2 separate regions of the Homo sapiens genome follow, and region 1 is linked to region 2. A link is a loop called in an ENCODE intact Hi-C map of the cell type or tissue named here. Cell type or tissue: Caco-2. All regions are shown on one strand. Links, peaks and the distances in the headings refer to the core of each region. The heading gives the core; the rest is flanking DNA.

Region 1 (9,826 bases), core at 1,085-6,084, 350 kb before region 2:
GCATGGGTCAAGCAGCGGGTCTCAAAGGAAACTAAAAAGCACATTAAATGGCCGGGCGCTGGGTCTCCTGCCTGTAATTCCAGCACTTTGGGAGGCCGAGGCGGGTGGATCACTTGAGGTCAGGAGTTGGAGACCAGCCTGGACAACATGGCAAAACCTGACTCTACAAAAAATGCAAAAATTAGTTGGGCATGGTGGTGTGCATCTGTACTCCCAGCTACTCGGGAAGCTGAGGCAGAGAATTATTTGAGCCTGGGAGGTCAAGGCTGTAGTGAGCCAAGATTATGCCACTGTACTCCAGCCTGGGTGACAGGGTTAGAGCAAGACCCTGTCTCAAAAAAACACAAAAAATAAATTTCCTCTTTTATACCAGGCATATTGGACTTAGGGCCCATACTACTCAAGTATCTTAACTATCACATCTGTAATCCTAGCACTTTGGGAGGGCGAGGCGGGCGGATCACTTGAGATCAGGAGTTCCAGACCAGCCTGGACAACATGGCAAAATCACATCTCTACTAAAAATACAAAAATTAGCCGAGTATGCTGGCACATGCCTGTAATCCCAGCTACTCAGGAGGCTGAGGCAGGAGAATCGCTTGAACCCGGAAGGTGGAGGTTGCAGTGAGCTGAGATGGCACCACTGCACTCCAGCCTGGACGACAGAGCGACACTACATCTCAAAAACAAAACAAAACAAACTAGTTATGTCTGCAACAACTCTCTTTCCAAATGAGGTCACAATCTGAGGCACTAGGGTTAGGACATCATTGTATCTTCTGAGGGACGTGAGCCATCCCATGGCAGGTGGCCTGGGGATGTGTCCCGCTCTCACTTCTGCCGGCGCAGGGATGAGCAGCTGCCCACATTGCTCTTCCTTCTTTCACCCTACTGGCCCCATCTCCATGTGCTCCAAACTCCCAGTGTCTATTTCCATGGTTGGTCTGCAGCAGCGGGCTGAGGTCATCATGAACTCACGCCCACGAGTGGCTGTAACTCAGACCCAGAGGACCCGGAGTACACAGCGCTCAAACACCCATGCTGGAAGAAGAGGTTGGAATCTTCACCGCAGAGTGACCTGAAGGAATCCCCTCCCATTCATTCCTTCAGAGATGATGGTTGCTGACAGTTTAGTATTCACATCCCATACTTTTTCTGTGCATATCCAAATATACGCCGCATAGACTTAAGAAAAGATTTTACTGAATCACATTGCACAACTTTAGAGAAAATAAAGAATTCAAAAGTTTTTTTTTTTTTTTCTTTTGAGACAGAGTCTTGCTCCGTCCAGGCTGGAGTGCAGTGGTGCGATCTCGGCTCACTGCAAGCTCTGCCTCCCGGGTTCACACCATTCTCCTGCCTCAGCCACCCGAGTAGCTGGGACTACAGGCACCCGTCACCACACCCAGCTAACTTTTTGTATTTTTAGTAGAGACAGGGTTTCACTGTGTTAGCCAGGATGCTCTCGATCTCCTGACCTCATGATCAGCCCGCCTCGGCCTCCCAATGTGCTGGGATTACAGGCATGAGCCACTGCGCCTGGCCCAAAAGTTTTCTTTTAAGTGAAAGAAGCCAATCAGAAAAGGCTACATACTGTATGATTCCAACCATATGACATTCTAGAAAAGGCAAAACGATGGAGACAGTAAAAGGATCGGGGTTGCCAGGGGTTGCCAGGGGTTGGGGGAGGGAAGGATGGATAGGAAGAGCACAGAGGATTTTTAGAGCAGTCAAACTATCCTTCATGAGGGCCGGGTCTGGTGGCTCATGCCTGTAATCCCAGTACTTTGGGAAGTCGAGGCAGTTGGATCGCTTGAGCTCAGGAGTTTGAGACCAGCCTGGACAACACAGAAGCCCCATGTCTACAAGAAACAAAAAAAATTGGTTGGGTGTGATGGCTCACACCTGTAATCCCAGCACTTTGGGAAGCCGAGGTAGTTGGATCACGAGGTCAGGAGATCGAGGCCATCTGGGCCAACATGGTGAAACCGGTCTCTACTAAAAATGCAAAAATTAGCTGGGTGTGATGGCACACGCCTGTAGTCCCAGCTACTCGGGAGGCTGACGCAAGAGAATTACTTGAACCCAGGAGGCAGAGGTTGCAGTGAGCCAAGATCGTGACACTGCACTGCAGCCTGGTGACAGAGTGAGACTCTGTCTAAAAAAAAAAAAAAAAATTAGCCAGGTGTGGTGGCACATGCCTCTGGTCCTAGCTACTTGGGCAGCTGAGGTGGGAGGATCGCTTGAGCCCAGGAGGCAGAGATTGCAGTGAGCCGAGATGTCACCACTGCACTTCAGCCTGTGCAGCAGAGTGAGACTCTGCCTTGAAAGAAAAAAAAAAAGGAAAAAAAGAAAAGAAAAAACCAAACTATCTTGGGTGAGACTATAATGGTGGATACATGTCATTATACATTTGTCCAAACTCATAGAAGGTACAACATGAAGAATGAACCCTAACTTAAACTGTGGACTTTAGTTAATAATTATGTATCAATATCAATGCTTCCATTGTAATACTTGTGCCAATACTAATGCAATATTGACTCCTCCATTGTAACAACTGTACCACACGAATGCCAAGCTGTTAGTCATAGGGAAAACCGGAACAGAGGGAGTGTGAGCGGGGCATGGGAACGCTGTATTTTCCACTCGTTTTTGCACACCTAAAACTGCTAAAAAAATCTATTTATTTAAAAAATTTTTTATTGGCTGTGCATGGTGGCTCATACCTGTAATCCCAGCACTTTGGGAGGCTGAGGTGGGAGGATCACATGAGGTCAAAAGTTCAAGACCAGCCTGACCAACATGGTGAAACCCAGTCTCTACTAAAAATACAAAAAAATTAGCTGGGCGTGGTGGTGCACGCCTGTAGTCCCAGCTACTTGGGAGGCTGAGGCAAGAGAATTGCTTGAACCCAGGAGGCAGAGGTTGCAGTGAGCCGAGATCACAACATCGCAGTGGTGTGTTCTTGGCTCACTGCAGCCTCAAACTCAAGGGCTCAAGTGACCCTCCTGCCTCAGCCTCTGGAGTAGCTGGGACCACAGGCAGATGCTCCCATGCCTGGCTAGTTTTTACATTTTTTGTGAAGACTGCATCTTGCTATGTTGCCCAGGCTAGTTTCAAGTGATTCTCCCCCTTCAGCCTCCTGAATCACTGGGGGAAATGTGGACAATTTTCTACGTAACCAGCACAGAGATGAAAACTGGCAAGGCACCTGGCAGGTGTTTGTGGAGTTTATTTAAAGAGCAAACCCACTTGATCAAAGGGAGATCCCTGGGGAGGTAAAGGGCCCTGTGGTCAGGTGGGTTGGGAAGGTCCAGGATCGATTTTCAAAAAGAAGGAAGTGGGGAACAGGGTGCAAGACAAGTAGATTGAAAGGCTAAAGCGACTGCGAGATTGGGCCACGACGAAGTCGCAGGTGATGTTGGTTTCAGGGTCTGCTGTGTAGGAGCAGGTCCCCCAGAGCGGGTGGGGGATGGACAAATGGGCTGCGGGACGCCCAGCTGCTGTGATGACCTCTGGGGTGTGTGGGAGGGAGGGAAGGAGAGAGGTGGTTGTGTTGGGGAAGCGGGGCCTCTGTCTGTGAGCCCACAAGTCGCCCTGTGGTGGTTTTGTCCCCACTGCTTCCTTCCAGGTGAACTTTTCTATTTGACGTTTGGTGACATTGGGGAAGTGACATTGGCCTCCCTGCTCTCATCTGACTCAGCTCTTCCCTGCGGTGAGGGGAGGGCTCAGCTTGGCCGTCTCTGCAGAAGTTCTCCATCCAGCGGGAGAAACTGACCTGCTAACCAATGAAGGATGAAAAAGGAGCCAGGGCCAGATGATCCTGCCAGCGGAGGTCACCACGGAGCTTCCCCAGAGGCTGCACAGAATGAAGTGGCTTGCTGGGCAACAAGGCTCTGAGGTCAGGGCTGACATGGGGGGTGGAAGGGTGAGGATCAGAATCAGCATCTGGTGACGTCAGCCTGCGTTTGGGAGCCACCCAGAAGTTCCATGTGTGTCAGGGAGAGGCTGGAAGGGCAGATGGTAGCCCCTGGGGAAGGCATCCTGTCCAGCGAAGAAATGCGTTCCTTCTCCTGCAGGTTGTGAAGAGCAGCAGCAGATTTAAATTTAGTAGCAGCAGATACATTGCTTCAAATTCTGGTTTTGAGTCATGTTGAAGCCAGATACACTTTTTGCTCAAAAGTAGAAAAAATGCCCCTAAGTCCAGCATAATGGATTTGCTGAGTGCACTGTAGCCATCTGAAAATACACGGATGTGTGCAGCACAACCACACTGCACACCTTAGAATGTGGAATGATTTTGCACACCAATTCCTGGTGATTCCACTGAGGAAGTAAAGATAAAGGACTGTGCTGTCTCTTTCCTCTCTGGACTGCTGGGGTCCTTGTCCAGGTACTGGTGGGCAGCTTGGACCCGTGGAGCCTGTGGGAACCGTGGCTCAGCTCTGTGGCTCCTGCCTGGTGTACTTGGTGGGGGACATCACCTCTCACGATCGGTTTCTTCTGTAAAGCTGGAGGACAAAGCTTACTTCCCAAGGCTATTGTGAGGATTAGGTCTGATGAATGTATCTTCCAATGCTATTGTTGGGTCTTTTTTTTTTTTTTTTTCCTAATGTGTAAGTAGTCACTTCAGATCTTAATTAAGGAGTGGTTCCTGTCTGCAGATTTTGGGGGGGTCTCTGTGCCGTGTGAGCTAGTCTGTGACACCTGCGTGGCTCTATCTAGGAGATGGGAGTAGATCCCCTCTGCTAAAATTGATTGAAAAATTACAGTGGCTGATTGGTTAGCGTCCTTGAAATTTGTAAAATCTGCAACAAACCTAACTCTGATGTGTCTTACTTCACATTGTGAATATGCTCTTCTATTGCCTTCTCAGAATCCACGTACAGTTAGTGAGGGATTTTGGCTTTTTTAACAGGTAAGACTAATTTTGGTGCACATTGAGTATGTGCCACAATGCTTTACTAAATCCTCTGGATCTTTAAAGGTATGTTAGTTCTCAGAGGCTGCAGAAACACAGTACCACCAATCGGGTGGCTTAGAACAATGTCAACGCCTTGTCTCCCAGCCCTGGAGGACAGAAGTCTGAGGTGTCAGCAGCGTTGGCTCCTCCTGAGGCTGCGTGGGAGCCTCTGTCCAGCCTCTCTTCCGCTCCCGGCACCTCCAGTGTGCTGGGGCTGGTAGATGGCATCTTCGTCTCAGTGTGGCTGTGTCCAAATCCCTCCCTTTAATAAGGGCACCCGCCTATTGGATTGAAGCCCACCCTAATGACCTCATTTTAACTTGATTGCCCTGTAAAAACCTTATTTCCAAGTAAGTTCACACTCTGAAGTACGGTGGGTAGGATTTCAAAGTATCTTTTTTTGGGGGGGCGGGCACAATTTAACCCATAACAAAGGGCATCTTTGCTTCTGAACTATTAGCTGATTTAGTCTTCCTACCATTTAATGAAAATTCATTTGCAATTACAGTTGTGCTATCATTTCATTTTAGTGTTTATCTCTAAAGAAACTAAATTTAGTTCTTTATTTTCTTTCCTTACTCTTTTGTGTTGTGAACATATCATAATTTAATTTTTATATGGCTTTTTAAGTGGATGTGACTCTTGTTTCTTTTCTTCCAGCACTTTAGATCCACTCTAGAAAATGACATACGGTGCATCGCATAGAAGTGGGTAAAATCCTAATTGCAGAGGAAATTTTTCTTAGTCAAGTGCTGTATTTTAAAAATAAATGATTAGATCTCTCACAGAGTAATCCTCCCTTACATTCTGAAAAGAGCTTGCAGTCTATCCAATTGAACTGACCTTCACTGATGAAATTAAAGTGGAATTCAGCTGGAGAGCAAGTACCCAAATGGAGAAGAAGAAAGGCAATCCCTCTGGGTGGGTTTGTGGTTTTCAGCTGAGTGTGGGGATTGTGAACAACGGATATGTCCTCATGCAGAACATAGGGCCTCTGTTTCTTAGGAGTTACAGACGTGGGGAGAATTCATCCATCTTTCACCCAATTATCTATTGTTTGTCTTCAGAAGGTTTCTCTTTTCTCTTTTCCTTTTGTTAACTTGAGGGAAAAGTGCCTCGTCGGCCAGGCACGGTGGCTCACACCTGTAATCCCAGAACTTTGGGAGACCGAGGTGGATGGATTACTTAAGGTCAGGGTTCGAGACCAGCCTGGCCAATGTGATGGAGCCCCGTCTCTACTAAAAATACAAAAATTAGCTGGGCATGGTGGCGTGTGCCTGTAACCCCAGCTACTCTGGAGGCTGAGGCAGGAGAATCACTTGAACCTGGGAGGTGGAGGTTGCAGTGAGCCGAGATGCGCCCCTGCACTCCAGCCTGGGCTACAGAGCCAGACTCTGTGTCAACAACAACAAAAGGCGCCTCTTGTCGATGATTAGGGTCATAAAATAAGACCTGTTTTAATAATTTAGTATTCAACTGCCTTAGACTAAAAAAGACAGGATCCCTTAAGACCTGGGTTAAGGTCCTGGACAGCTAATAGGAAGTTGTTTCGGATGTCTCAGCATTGCTGTGTTACCCTCTTGGGTTTACATCTGACATCAATCACCTTTTCACTTCTTCTTTTTTTTTTTTTTTTGGATGGCTCTTAAGTTAGCTTAGCCCTTACTATAGCATGGTCCAGACAGTTAGAGTTCTCAGAAGCTACTTTGAATTCTTCAGCTGCTCTGGTAACAAAACCATGAGTGTGCCTTTGAGTGAAGGGCTTCCCACAGAGCCTACCTCCCCGCACTTGGGAGAACTTCCTCCGTCTCTGCTGTCCACACTGCAGGAGTAGACCCTGCAACGGAGGGACACCCGGAGGCTTTGCCATCAGCACCCTGATGCAGACGACGTGGACTCACAGAACACGGGCAGGGGGTCGGCTCTGGTGGGCATTGCCGGGTGCTGCGGCTGGGTAGGGACCCTCTTGCCATCTGCCCTGCCTTTGCCTGCAGCATCCCTCACTGGCGCAGAAGGTCTGGTGCAGACACATGGACATCTTCCTGCCCTCTTTTGTACAATGTCTTTGGTGCCGTCTCTTTAACTACAGTGATCAGCTCACTCCTTGCCTGCTTCTTGACTGATTTTCAAGTCTTGAGACCCTCCAGGGTGTGCCTTGGGAGGGGATGTGTCTCAGGAAGGACTTTGAGGGGCTTCAAGGGACAAAGAAAGAAGGATGCAGGGGTCAGCATGGTGGCCGGGCATGCTCCTCGTCAGAGGCAGGGTCCGGCCTCGGGCTCCGGTTTGGGGGCTGCCCTGGCCCCTCCCTGCTCCTTGCTCTCTGCTCTCCTGGTATAAACACTTCTTTTCTTTCTAAGCCCCAGGCTTCACCGGGGTGCCCCTGAACTCACAGGACACCTCTTCAGCTTTCCTTTAAGACTTTGGATCCTGAGGGTGTGGCCCATTTCTTTCAGAACTCTTCAGGTGTTTATAACCCAGTAATCAGGACGCTTTTCCACTGGGTCCCTCAGTCTGAGAACATCTTAGAAATGCGAGTTCTCTGACCCCCAGCCCAGGCCTGCTGAAGAAGTGCTGGGTGGAGCTGGGCTGCCTCTGTTTTAAGGTCAGCTGGGAGCCTCTGCCCTGGGCTAATACCTGGGTTTATCTCACAAATGGTCCCTGGTCCCATCCCCCAGGCTGGGGGCCCTGTCTATCCATCCATCTCACATCGGCTCCCCCACCAGACATCTTTGCTCTTGTTCCAAGCAGGGCAGGTGTGCTCAGCAGGGGAACCAGCAATTTTGCTCCCGCAGCCTCATTTATTTCCAGTGTTTGAGATGCCCATCATCCGCACGATGTTTGCCCCAGGCTGTGTTCCTGTTTCTGCTTCTCTATCCACAGGCCCTCAGCAAACTTCTTCCAGGAGGCCTGGCCTCCCCCAGTTCTAAGCATCACCGTGTCTACAGTGCTTTTGAAAACATTCAGAAAGTATAACAGAGTGAGAGAAGGGTCCTCCCCTCACACAAGTCCCAAGTTTCTAGGATTTGAAAGACTTATGTTAAAAAGGTTTTAAAATAGTTATATATTTTCCTCTTTTTGTTCTTCTACCTCCCTCTAAATGTAGGCAATTCCTTCTTTATTCTTCCCCATAGTTTATTATTATTTTCATTTTTTTTTTAGTCGGAGTCTTGCTCTGCCACCCAGCCTGGAGTGCAGTGGCACGATCTCGGCTCTGAATGAAGGAAATGAATGAAGGAAAGGAAAAGCATGAAGGGAAGATTATGCTTATCTACATGGATATCTGTGTTTAATAAGGAGAATAACAGCTACCAGATGTGATTTGCTGGATAGTGGAAAGTCACAGGACTCAAATACCTTTCCTAACGGCCTGCTAACTGCAACCTCTGCCTCCCGGATCCAAGCGATTCTCCTGCCGCAGCCTGCAGAGTAGCTGGGATTATAGGCACACCTTGGTAATCCGCCCGCCTCGGCCTCCCAAAGTTCTAGGATTACAGGTGTGAGCCACTGCACCTGGCCCTTCCCCATAGTTTAATACTTTAGGCTTAGGTTTTTCCTTTAACAGTTCAAATTCCCCTTGCTAAGCCCTAGGAACCGTCCTTTGCAGACGGAATAAGGAACTATTCCAAAGTACTTGCTGGCCGGACACAGTGGTGCAAACCTGTAATCCCAGCACTTTGGGAGACGGAGGCAGGAAGATCTCTCGAGCCCAGGAGTTCAAGACCAGCCTGGGCAACATGAAGAAATCCCGTCTCTACAAAACAAAAACCAAAAAACAAAAAACAAAAATTAGCCAGGTGTGGTGTACACCTGTAGTCCACACTACTTGTGAGGCTGAGGTGGGGGATGGTTTCAGCCTGGGAGGCAGAGGTTTCAGTGAGCAGAGATCATGCCTCTGCACTCCAGCCTGGGCAATAGAGCCAGACCTTGTCTCCAAAAAAAAAAAAAAAAAAGTTTAAAAAAAACTATTTAGAGCTGCAGTCTCACTATGTTGCCCAGGCTGGAGTGCAGTGGCTATTCATTGGCATGATCATAACTCACTGCAGCTGAACTCCTGGGCTCAAGCAATCCTTTCACCTCAGCCTCCAGAGTAGCTCAGGCCGCCACGCCGGGCTGAATGTTTTTAACATTATACCTACAGGTCTTTTCTAAGTTGTGCAAATTCGTCCATGTTACCTCCTTGACTTGCCTGTCTTGCCAGTACTGCAGCCACTGTCTAGAGCATCAGATGGTCTCTGACCGAGGAGAGAAAAGAAGATGGTTTGTCTTCTCTGTGAAAGCATTGCCTTTTCTGGTGTTTTGTGGATGTGCCCGCCTTGAAATATTTCACTTCTTACTTTTTTTTTTGAGACGGAGTCTAACTCTGCCTCACCCAGGCTGGAATGCAGTAGCGCGATCTCAGCTTACTCAGTCTCCGCCTCCCTGGTTCAAGCGATTCTCCTGTCTCAGCCTCCTGAGTAGCTGGGACTACAGGCACCCACAACCATGCCCAGCTAATTTTTGTACTTTTAGTAGAGAGAGGGTTTCACCATGTTGGCCAGGCTGGTCTTGATCTCCTGACATCAGATGATCCACCAGCCTCGGCCTTCCCAAGTACTGGGATTACAGGCGTGAGCCAAGGTGCTCGAACACTTCTTCCTCTTTACATCTCTTGATTTTGTATTCCTCACTGACTCCAGCTCAAGTTTTCAGACTCATTCAGGCTACAGATATTTATTGAGCATAACTGGGTGCTGAGAACGTTGTCCACCCCCTCTCCCTTTTCCCTGACTCCAGCCCTTGGCAGTGTGGACCACACGCAATGCCTATTATGTCTCGAGGCTTGTCCACACATCTGTCTCATGATGCATGTGGGTCTTTATG
Region 2 (11,048 bases), core at 2,905-7,904:
CCCAGCTGCGCTTCCTGAGTCCTGTAAGGCGCGTGTATGTCCCTGTGCATCCCTTTCCCACCTGTCACCGGGCACCTCTTGCCCAGCGAGGGTGACGTTCAAATGGGCACCTGAGGACTGTGTGTGCAGCGAGGTGTAGCTCCACCCAGGAGGGTGTATTTAGGGACCGCAGGGACCAGGAAGGGCTCTGGGATCAGCTCCTCCACAGCGGGCCTCCCCGGAGACCCGAGACAGGGCTGCCTCCCTGTCCTTGCCTGATTTGTTATCCCAAAATTCTGGGCCTAACCCACGGCAGGATATTTATGTGGAATATCAAATAGTTGTTAAAAAGATGACTGCTTTCCCTGTTTCTTCACAGAACGTGCTGATTCTCCCTGTGGAGAACCAAGGGTGGGCACCTGTAGGTTTAGAATTCCCATGAGAGCTCAGTTTCCACCAAGTTGGCAATTGTATATTTGGGAATCAAGGGAAGGCCATTTCAGGGTGCATGGCTGACTGGCCCTCTCTTGCCAAAGACAAATTGCCTCAGTGATGTGTCCCAGACCTCAGACCCTGGGAGTGGGAGGTCTGGGGGCGTGGGAACCAGGTGCCCCCAACCTGCCTCTTAGTGAAGCTTCTCTCTCTTTATGTCTCTCTGTCTCTGTCTCTTCGTTTCTCTCTCTCTTTCTGATTCTGTGTTTGTGTGTGTTTGTGTGTGTGTGTGTGTGTGTGTGTGTGTGTGTGTGTGTCTACCGTACCCATACTTGGTCATCTATCGCCCAATTGATGTAACTTAAAAAAAAATCCATATACGTGGGAAAGTGTAACATGTTTATATACTCTACAATCTATTTTTATTAGAAAGTTTATACCTCATAATTTGCAAACTGTAACCCAGTTGGTCTGTTTCCACATCTTAGTTTCTAGCCGAAGATCTCAATATTTTAGTCTATTGACATTAAGTAGTTAAGAAAAAAAGGCAGGAAATGATACTGTAAGTTTAATCTTTAAAACGTCTACAAAGTAGGCATAGTGAAAATGGCATTAAATAAGGTCTTACTGATAGAAATTTTTAAATAATTGGGCCACACCTTGGATTGAAATATATCTCCATATTATCTTTTGAAAACAGGCTTGCCAACTTTATGAAGAGCATTGAGGTGAAGAGAGATTAGCAGCTCAGGGAAGACCATTTTTAAGTATTTATGAAGTAGCTATTTATTGTCTTAATTAAGCACCGGTATTTTGCATTGAGTTTGCAATTATATGCTTTTCTTATCTATTCAGTTTTAAAACCAAGATTTTAAGCAAAACACAAAAGAAAAAACTTCAAGATGTTGGCTTAATTTCTTTCTTTGGGTGACTGTATATGTTTTAAAGGAATTAATGGTGTTTACTTAAAAGAGATTAAAATTCAGTTATTTATTAATTTAGATTGATCTCACTACTGCTTTTTCAAATTAATGAGGTTAGGCTAATAGTGGGTTTTGTAAAACCTCCAGCTCTGCTGAGATTACCTTGTATTCTATGGGCAAAGTTGGTTTGTCTAGTTTTAACCTGGCAATTGTATATCTGGGAGTCAAGGGAACTGTTCTTATCTCTTAGATTCCAAGTATGATTAATGGAGTATTGAAATTATTGCAGCATGCTGGGGGAAAATGTTATCAGTGATAAGATACAGACAAGTAACTTGCTTGGGGGTAAGGAAGTAATCTGGGGATTTCAGACCGGTGTATGTCGTTAGCTACTTCCAGGCTAACCATGGAGGAGTGTGGTGGCTTTACTAAGACCCAGGCTGACCTGACAGAATAAATGGAATGTTCTATGCTTGAACTGCCTGAATTACAGAGATATTTATTAAGGAAAAAACACAAAACCTTGAGTATAAGATAAAGGGGGGAGTTTCTTGAAACTGTCATCTTTTTTAAATACTCAAGAAATTCCAATTTTCTTATGTCTGTCTTAGCCACAAAAACAGGAATGAGATACTTCCTGGGTCATGACTTGTGGGAACACTAGCAGTGTGGCCTTTTCATTCTCTTTTAAAACATTCTGTGGCTTCAGAGGAAATGCAGCTGGCTTGTTGGACATAGAAATCGTGAGAATAAACACAAAATATTTACGTGTTTAAAAAGCAGTGAAGTCAGACCAGTTTCTTTCAGAACCATTTGTACAGCATTTAACTGAATACTTGAGCACGTTTGATTTTTAAAATAATGCTGCCAGGTAAAACAGGCAGGTGGAGTCATCCCTGACTTACAGATGATGGCAAAGCTGATTTTCAGAGCGTCCCAGGGGTTGGCGCTGGAGCCAGCACCAGAATTCCAGGCTTAGGTTCTTTGCCCATCCATGCAGTGACTGAAGAGAGAGCATGAAAAGCAGGGCGCCCGGAGCTCCGCGTGCTCACCCGGAGTGCAGGTGCTTGTTTTTGCAGTCATTTGAAATTAAGATTCCTAAATCTGCACCCTCTTGTAGATTTATATCATTTTCTTGGGATCTTTCCTGAGTCACTCATGAAAATATTTTATTTTTGTTTATTTATTTATTTATTTTTTGAGATGGAGTCTGCTCTGTCACCCAGGCTGGAGTGCAATGGCATGATCTCGGCTCACTGCAACCTCTGCTTCCTGGGTTCAAGCGATTCTCCTGTCTCAGCCTCCCAAGTAGCTGAGATTACAGGCGTGTGCCACCACGCTGGGCTAATTTTTGTATTTTTAGTAGAGACAAGTTTCACCATGTTGGCCAGGCTGGTCTTGAACGCCTGACCTCAGGTGATCCACCCGCCTTGGCCTCCCAAAGTGCTGGGATTATAGGCGTGAGCCACTGCACCCGGCCCAGTCGTGAAAATATTAATTGAGTACCTACCCTGTGCCATCTGTTCGAAGTGCTGGGGGGAGGGAACGAGAGGGAATGCCAGTCACTGCCTGCTGGGTTCCAGCATCTCCTGGAGGTGCTATGTACGCGGCTCTGCACACCCTGGCAAGGGAACCGCAGGGACTACGGAACCACTCAGAGGATGGGGACCCTGGATGTCCCCTGGCAGGGCACCTGTAAAACCCAATTTTGATAAATAATTATATCTAACACATTTTTAAGGAAAAAAAAAAGAAAGGTTTTTCTTAATTGCCAATGAGCAATTCTCTCAAGGTTTAAACCTGAAGACTGTCTTGCATGCTTTTGTATTATTAACTATAATTCTTATCTTCAGAGTATTTCATCTGCAATTTTCAAGTTTACTTTTATCACAGACCAAAAAAAGAAAAAAAAAATCCATCACCTACCTTGTGGTGTTTCCTGCCTTTGCTGTGTCCTCGTTTTGTTCCACAACGCTGCCCCACACCCACATACATTATTAAGTTCACGTTAATAACATCCTCGGCTGTCTAAGTACTTAGGCACTAATTGGCATTTTTCAACATTTCTGTTAATGTAGAACATGTCTTTCGAACCCTCAGGGGCCTTGCTTTGGAGCTAATGAAAATAAAGCAAAGTGTCTTTATAAGAAAAAAAATTAGGTCAGGAGCGTTGGCTCACACCTGTAATACCAGCACTTTGGGAGGCCGAGGCTGGCGGATTACCTGAGGTCAGGAGTTCAAGACCAGCCTGACCAACATGGTGAAACCTTGTCTGTACTACAAATACAAAAATTAGCCAGGCATGATGGTGCACGTCTGTAATCCCAGCTACTTGGGAGGCCAAGGCGCAAGAATCGCTTGAACCTGGGAGGTGGAGGTTACAGTGAGCCAAGATCATGCCACTGTACTCCAGCTTGGATGACAGAGCAAGACTCCATCTCAAAAACATATATATTTTTTTCTTATACAAACTCAGAAGAGAGCTAACCTCTTATTGATATTTTGTTATCAATTATTTATGTTCCTGCAGTCTTTCTTCTTACCCCAAATCTTTTAACTAAGTCATGACCTAGAATTGTGATAAATTTCATGGAACTTCAAAAAAAAAGACGGTTGTGCTGGTGAGCAGAGGCGTGATTTCATGTGCAGACTCTCAGCACCTCCTAAGTGTGATCATTCCTGCAATGGCTGGAGCTCAAGTTGGAAGCATTCATTTATGCCATGTGCATTTCTAGGTCTTTGAGGATAGTATTCCATATATATTTTTTTTAATGGAGTAAGTAAAATCCAAAACCAAAAGTTAACCAAAGTGTTGGCAGTGGTGACTGGGCATTTCAGCCCCTGCCCTGGGTTAGGGCTCTCTTGAGGGACATTCCTCAGTTGGCTTCCCAACTCTTGGCAGGTCAGTACCAAGCCTCTAAAGTCTACACGGAGGCTGCCTCTTGCTTGGTGTGTCCTGCCATCCTTGGGGTGTCACCCAGGCAGGAACCCCCAGAGAGCTCTGTGCAACTTATTTGGAGGATGGTTTTGCTACCACTGGGCTTTTTCCAGCTTTGTCATATTAGATAAAGGCCTCCTGCTGTGCCAACACCTAGCTTCGGTGGCTGATTTTGGCCTCTGATTGCTGCAGTGTGCAACATGCACAACCATCCACACCGTCCATAGCTGCAGCAAGTGAGGTTCCAAGCCTGTAGCAGAACACTTGTTTTCTGTACTGTTTTTCTCGTTTTGAAGATGTTTTTAAAAATATATATTTGAGAAACAGAATGTTAGGTAGTAGGTTTAGAAAGAGGCATCTGTGATTTTGGTTTTAATGAGTGTTCATGCTGATAGGTTAAGCAAAGGAGAGAATGTTATCATCTTTTTTGGGATCCAAAAAACTGGATAGATTTTTTTTTCTTTTAGAATTGGCAAAACTCAGGAGAATGGACTAAATTACCTTAATGCATAAGTTTTCTATAAACTTATAGTGGAAGAAGACCAAAGAAGAACCTTTACATAAGTTTTACTGGCAGTGGGATGTTTAGCAGTGGTTTCTTAGAGACCTCCCTGTGATTACATTTGTATCTATTTTATGCATGCTTTGTAGAATGTAATTTTTTCAGTATTTTCTATTTCCATACAGCTATTTTAAAAATTGAATTTGCTATTTTTTCTGTATTGTCATTAGATTCAAATACTCTCCCAATTTATAAAATGGATGTGAAAATGCTATCCAGAAAATATCCATCATTCTCATTATTTATAGGCTGACCGCATTTACCTGTAACGCAATAGCCTCGATATTCAGGTTACTAGTTTTTATATTTAATTTTAATTAAATTTTGAATCCTAATTAAAAATATTTACCATAGAGTTCTTTTAGGCCATATCAAAGTGATTTCTCTCACTCCGCCCACAGAATGTGTTCAATGGCACTGAATATTTAATATTTTAATAGTAATATATTACTACAATGAATATTTAGGAAAAAGCCTTAATTCTTTTTTTTTTTTTTTTTTTTTTTTTTAAAGCAGAGTCTGGCTCTGTCGCCCAGGCTGGAGTGCAGTGGCACGATCTCGGCTCACTGCAAGCTCTGCCTCCCTGGTTCATGCCATTCTCTTGCCTCAGCCTCCCGAGTAGCTGGGACTACAGGTGCCCGCCACCACACCCGGCTAATTTTTTGTATTTTTAGTAGAGACGGGGTTTCACCATGTTAGCCAGGATGGTCTCGATCTCCTGACCTCGTGATCCACCCGCCTCGGCCTCCCAAAGTGCTAGGATTACAGGCGTGAGCCACCGCGCCCGGCCTGAAAAAGCCTTAATTCTTTAAGGTCCACCAGGGAGGTTTAGTTTATTTGGGGGAAAATGTATAGTCCCAGAGCTCCCTCTAGTGGCGAGCAGCTGCAGCCCACGGAGACTCCTCACCCAAGCCCTGATTGAGGCCGTTGGTTCCTCCGCCCGGGCCTGTCACGGGCTGGATCCACTGTCTGCCAGAGTTTGGGTTTTCTCCAGATCATTCAGTGTCTGAGTACTTCTTCAACAAGGGGGTGCTTGGCTGAGATCCCATGGGTGTGTCTGAGGTGCCAGGGCCCGCCGGGGAGGGTGTGAATGTGCCTGTTTCACATGAAGGCAGCGCTCTCGAATGTGCTGAGGGGTGCCAGGGCCCTGGGGTGCTGCTGTGTGGGTCGCAGGTGCCTGGAGGTGGATGAAGGGTGGGTGTCTACGGACGCCCCGACCAGGAGCTTGGCCCTTCACATGGGCATTTGAATGTGTTGTTGATGGAGCCCGGAGCCAGGAAAATACAAGTGTTTCCAGAGAACGCACTGTCTGCTGGTGTGGTTTGATGCGAAAACGGAATTAAGCTGTTGATGACAGACGCGCTGCCTGAGCGCAGGCACACGTGGAATCTGACTGAGCAGGTTCACAAGCCTTTGGAAAAAGATCATCATCATATTTTTCTTCCTTTCCAACGTGGAAATCTGACTGCTCTGGGGGACTGACTTAAAATGGTTCTGTTTAACAATATTTGAAACGGAGTACTGCTTTGGAGTAAGAATTAATGAGAGCATTTTGGACTGTTTTTTCTGAAAAAAGATAAGAAAAAACTCTTGAAGATAATAGTTGCCTCTGGAGACCTTTGCTGCTGCTCACAGCTTTACTGTGCGCTTCCATGAGTGAGTCTCCACTTTCATCATGGACAAATGTCTGGAACTTTGGTAAGATTTAAAGACCTTTGGAAATTTTTAAGATTTTTTTTGGCTGCCAGTAATTTATCAGCACTCAGTTCTCCTAGAACATTTTTACTGGATCGGGGACGTCAGATGGTTTGTTTGCTTTTGGATGGCTTTCGGGGAACTTTTAAATTGTTTATAAGAAGACCATACTGAGGGCCCCCTTGAGTTATTCTTGTGTTGAATGATAGTTCTTTAGAAAGTATTTTCTGAAGGACTCTTTTTAATTCATTTTTTTCTTTTAAGCTGATGTGCAAAGTGGATTTTCATGGATCAGAAAATATCTATGGTTTTATTTCTTTGTAAATGTGGATCTATCAGAAATATTCACTGTGCATCTCCTTTGTAACCATCGCCTTCTAGCTTTGGATTACATATGACTTGAGTGTTCAGCTCTGTCAGTCAACTTCATAGTGAATGTTAAAATTCATATTAGAATACTTGAGCCTAGAATTGTGCCAGAATTCATCATGGGCTCAGATAATGTTTCAACATCAGGATTTGTCCAATAGAAATCTCTCCTTGAACATGGACACCTGGAGACAATTCTGCATTAAATGCTATAGCTGCAGGCAGGCTTTCGCTGAGCACAGGGTGGACCTTCTTCATCACATGGACCTTATCGTGAGGGCTTGGGATTTTCCACTCAAGAATCCTGGGGCCAGAAGTCCAGTATAAAAGTTGTAGTCCAGGCTTGGCCATACGGAGGAAGGCATTTTCACTTCTAGTTTATCCAGCCCAGCTCCCACCCCTCAGACCCCAGCCACTGTTCTTTCGGCCAGGAGACTCCAGCACTGAGTTCTCTCCCATTCTTCACACAGATTTGCTCATCTCCATCATCGGCAGCCTTGGGAGTAGTCAGAACCAAGCTAATGATAGTCAGAAGGAGGACGGTGGAGGCCCATGAAATGAGGAACTTGCCCAAACAACCCCACGTGCTTTAGAAGAGGCAGGACAAGTCCCGAAGTCTCCTAGAAATAGAACAGCTCTCATGATATCTGAAAGTCATGGATTTTGAAAGATCAAAATTCAAAAGATAAAAACTTTGAATTTTGATCTTTTCCTGGGCTAGCATTGTGCGATAGGCAACTCTTGCAATGCCAGTCAGGAGCCACAAGCCGTTCTGGTTTTCACTTTTGATACAGAATTTGATAAATTACACAAGATATTAAACACTTTATTATAAAACAGGCTTTGTGTTAGACCATTTTGCCTAACGTAGGCCAGTGTTTAAGTTTTCTGAGCATGTTTAAGGATGGCTAGGCTAAGCTATGATGTTGGGTAGGTTAGGTGTATTAAATGTGTTTTTGAGTTAAAAATATTTTCTATTGGGCTGGGTGCAGTAGCTCACGCCTGTAATTCCAGCACTTTAGGAGGACAAGGCGGACAAATCACATGAGGTTAGGAGTTCAAGACCAGCCTGGCCAACATGGCGAAACCCCGTCTCTACTAAAAATACAAAAATTAGCGGCGCATGGTGGCACACTACTATAATCCCAGCTACTGCGGAGGCTGAGGTTGCAGTGAGCCAAGATAGTAACACTGCAATCCAGCCTCAGTGACAGAGTGAGACCCTGCCTCAAATATATATATATATATATGTATATGTATGTATGTGTATATATACACACACATATACATACATATATATACACACATATATATACATATATATACACACATATATATACATATATACACACACATATATACATATATATACACATATATACATACATACATATATATACATATATACACATATATACATATATACACATATATACGCATATATATACATATATACGCATATATACACATATGTATATACATATATATACACACATATATATACACATATGTATATACATATATATACATATATATACACATATATATATATATACATATATATATATATTTTCAACTTACAATGGGCTTATTGGGACATACCCCATCATAAGCTGAGGTGCGTCTGTATGTGCTGCTCAAGCTCTTGCGTATACCCACATAGTTGATGGAGGGCCACTGCACACATTTCCTGATATTCACTGTCTCAAGCTAGACGTCTGGGCTGGAGGGAGAAAATGAGAATTTCGGGAAGAAGATACAGATTTGCAGCCACGCTTTTTATGCATGATTGGTTTAATCTTTGCTGCTTTAATGTTAAATATTTAAATGCAAGAAATAATAGTAATGATAAATGTAGCTGCTAAGTGCAACAATCCACACTGTTAAATTTCATTCACATACTTCTAGTGAACACATATACATCCTTTTAAGAGTTCAGTTGTATGTCTCATAGAGCAAAGGAGAGTGAGCACTCACGCCTTCCTCTTAGGCAAAGCAGACCCTCTAGGGGATCTCCTTGCATCTGTCCCCCCTCAAACTGTGGTGGCAGTATTCCTGCCCTGACGTCAAGCCTCATGGTGTGGAGGGAGCTCCCGGCGGGGCCTCGCCACAGAGTTTTCCATGACCCCGCGGCACCCACCGCAGCTTTCCCACCCCTTTCCCAGCGGCGGCATTCAGGAAATGGTCCTGCAGATGTCTCTTCTGATGTCTCTTCTGATGGTGGTTGGGCTCAAGGAGTTGGCCTTGTGGAATTTCGGAAAGAGTTCTGCAGTCACCCACTGACTGTGACCCATCCTTGACATCATTTCCCTTTCACTGGATACTTGGTGAGCTCTGGCTTCAAATGTGAGGGCTTTCATTCCCTGAATGATTTGCAGTCTGCTCGTAAATGGAAATCTCGAGGCGCTAGATGACAGAAAGCAGCAGCAGGGCCATCGTGGTCCCGAACGCAGCTTGCCCTGCACCTCTCAGCCACTGCTGCGGACTCCAGCCAGTCTGGAATGGTGCCTAGAATGCTTGGACTGCAAAGGCGACGGGGGTCCTGTCCTGCCCAGTAACCTTTCACTACCTCTTAAAGTTTTTAGGATTCGTATGTGGAATCCTACCTCATGCTGAGCGTCATGTTATGCAATTGGCTAGTTCAGCATCCCATGACATTTTATTGAATTCAAACACCATGAATGAATAAAACAATTTCATTGCCTGTGAAGAAGTTACAGGGTTGAGGTGGAGAAGGAATTGCAGTTTCCCTGATAAGCATTGCTTGTTTCCCTTGGATGCACCCAGCACATGGAGGCTGCCATACCCAGTACACTCAGTGCTCAGTACCAAACCCGGTACCCGTACTCATTCCGTGCGTAGAGGAAGCCCCCGAGAGCTGGCAGCATCTCTGTGTGTGCTTCAGTCCATTGTGAAGATCCGTGATCCTAATATTTCAGATTGGAAAAATCCATTAAAATTTTGATTTAAAGATATGGATTCCATGTCAGCCACTGAAACAGGCCTTTGACAGTAAGAATTTTGATGACTGCTTATTCTAGGTATATTTTGTGTTAACATCAGTTTTTGTTGTTGGTAATTATATTTTCCCCCCACATTTAGAAGCTTCATGCTATTTTAACTTCAGCTGTCCTGGGTATTTGATTTGTATTTGAATTTCTGACTTAGCTATGACGGAAGCTTATTAGAGTATTTGCTTTCCTGAATCATGAACTTGTTTCTACAAGCATTGGAAGAGGAAGGGAAATAATTGGGTATTATAAAATGACTTTCTATCCACGCATTTTAAGGATTTTTTAAAAAGTATATGCTTGCTTTAGATAATGCATTAAGCAAGAATTTTAAGTTGCTCCATGCATGAAACCCTATTTCATGCCTAATTTACAATGCCTAATTTTGGTGCTAAGATTATTCTCCATGTTGTATTCTTTCATCTTTATAGACAATGGCACTTTGTTCTCCCTCCACAAATTCTGAATTTCATCATTTGGGGACACAGCAGTAGTCATCTCCGGCTTTGGCGTATGATTTTCCTTTTTTGATCAGTGCTCTGCATTGCACTGATGTTCAGGAATGAGAGCACAAGGTTCAGCTGCACGAAAACTTTCTGTGTAGTATTTTTCAAGTTTCTCGTTTCTTTCTTCCATTTTAAATAGTCTTTGCTGTGACAGACAATGGTTGTGGTTTTCATTTTTGCCTGACATGAAGTCTGTGGCCGCCATGGATTTTTGGACCTTGCCTTGAGCACACCATGGGAAACAGATGATCGAGGGTCCTGTTGCTCCCTGACTCTAACTGTGCACATTCTGCCTTGAGCTCCAGTGGAAGTGGGGGGTCACTGTGGTCACGTTAGTAGCATTGCCAGTTGCAGCTGCAAAGTCTGGCTTGGACCCTGCTAGCTCCAATAACCTTTGCACAACATGTCCAGCTCTTTGCTCTTCTTACAATCCTGGTGGAAATGTGCTAAAATCTTGGAGGAATAATTTGGCCCCATACTGCATGCTGGTCGCCAGCTAACTGTATAGCTGTTTAAGTGCTTATTCTGTCCGTTTGCTCTGCTCTGGTTCCCATAATAACCTTGGACAGGGTACAGAGTATTAGATTATTCGTGTGCACTTTTATCTGGACAAAAGATTAAGAACGTTAAAAA

The links. Peaks named below come from ENCODE experiments on the same cell type or tissue, not always from the same donor. Only the 100,000 strongest peaks of a DNase experiment are listed, where the experiment ranks them.
Region 1: it touches region 2 in a loop (5-fold over the local background); 7 of 110 quality-filtered maps call a loop at or near these places.

The regions. Positions count from the first base shown.
Region 1 is chr13:110,569,678-110,579,503 of GRCh38, reverse strand. No RefSeq gene overlaps it. Among named protein-coding and RNA genes, the nearest start is that of RAB20, 13 kb to the right of the region's middle. In Caco-2, for the core only: no CTCF peak of the experiment used is centred there; a DNase peak (open chromatin) is centred at 3,883.
Region 2 is chr13:110,217,068-110,228,115 of GRCh38, reverse strand. All of the region lies in intron 2 of COL4A1 (collagen type IV alpha 1 chain), which reads left to right. Among named protein-coding and RNA genes, the nearest start is that of COL4A1, 85 kb to the left of the region's middle. In Caco-2, for the core only: a CTCF peak has its summit at 5,717 (motif pointing left); a DNase peak (open chromatin) is centred at 5,705.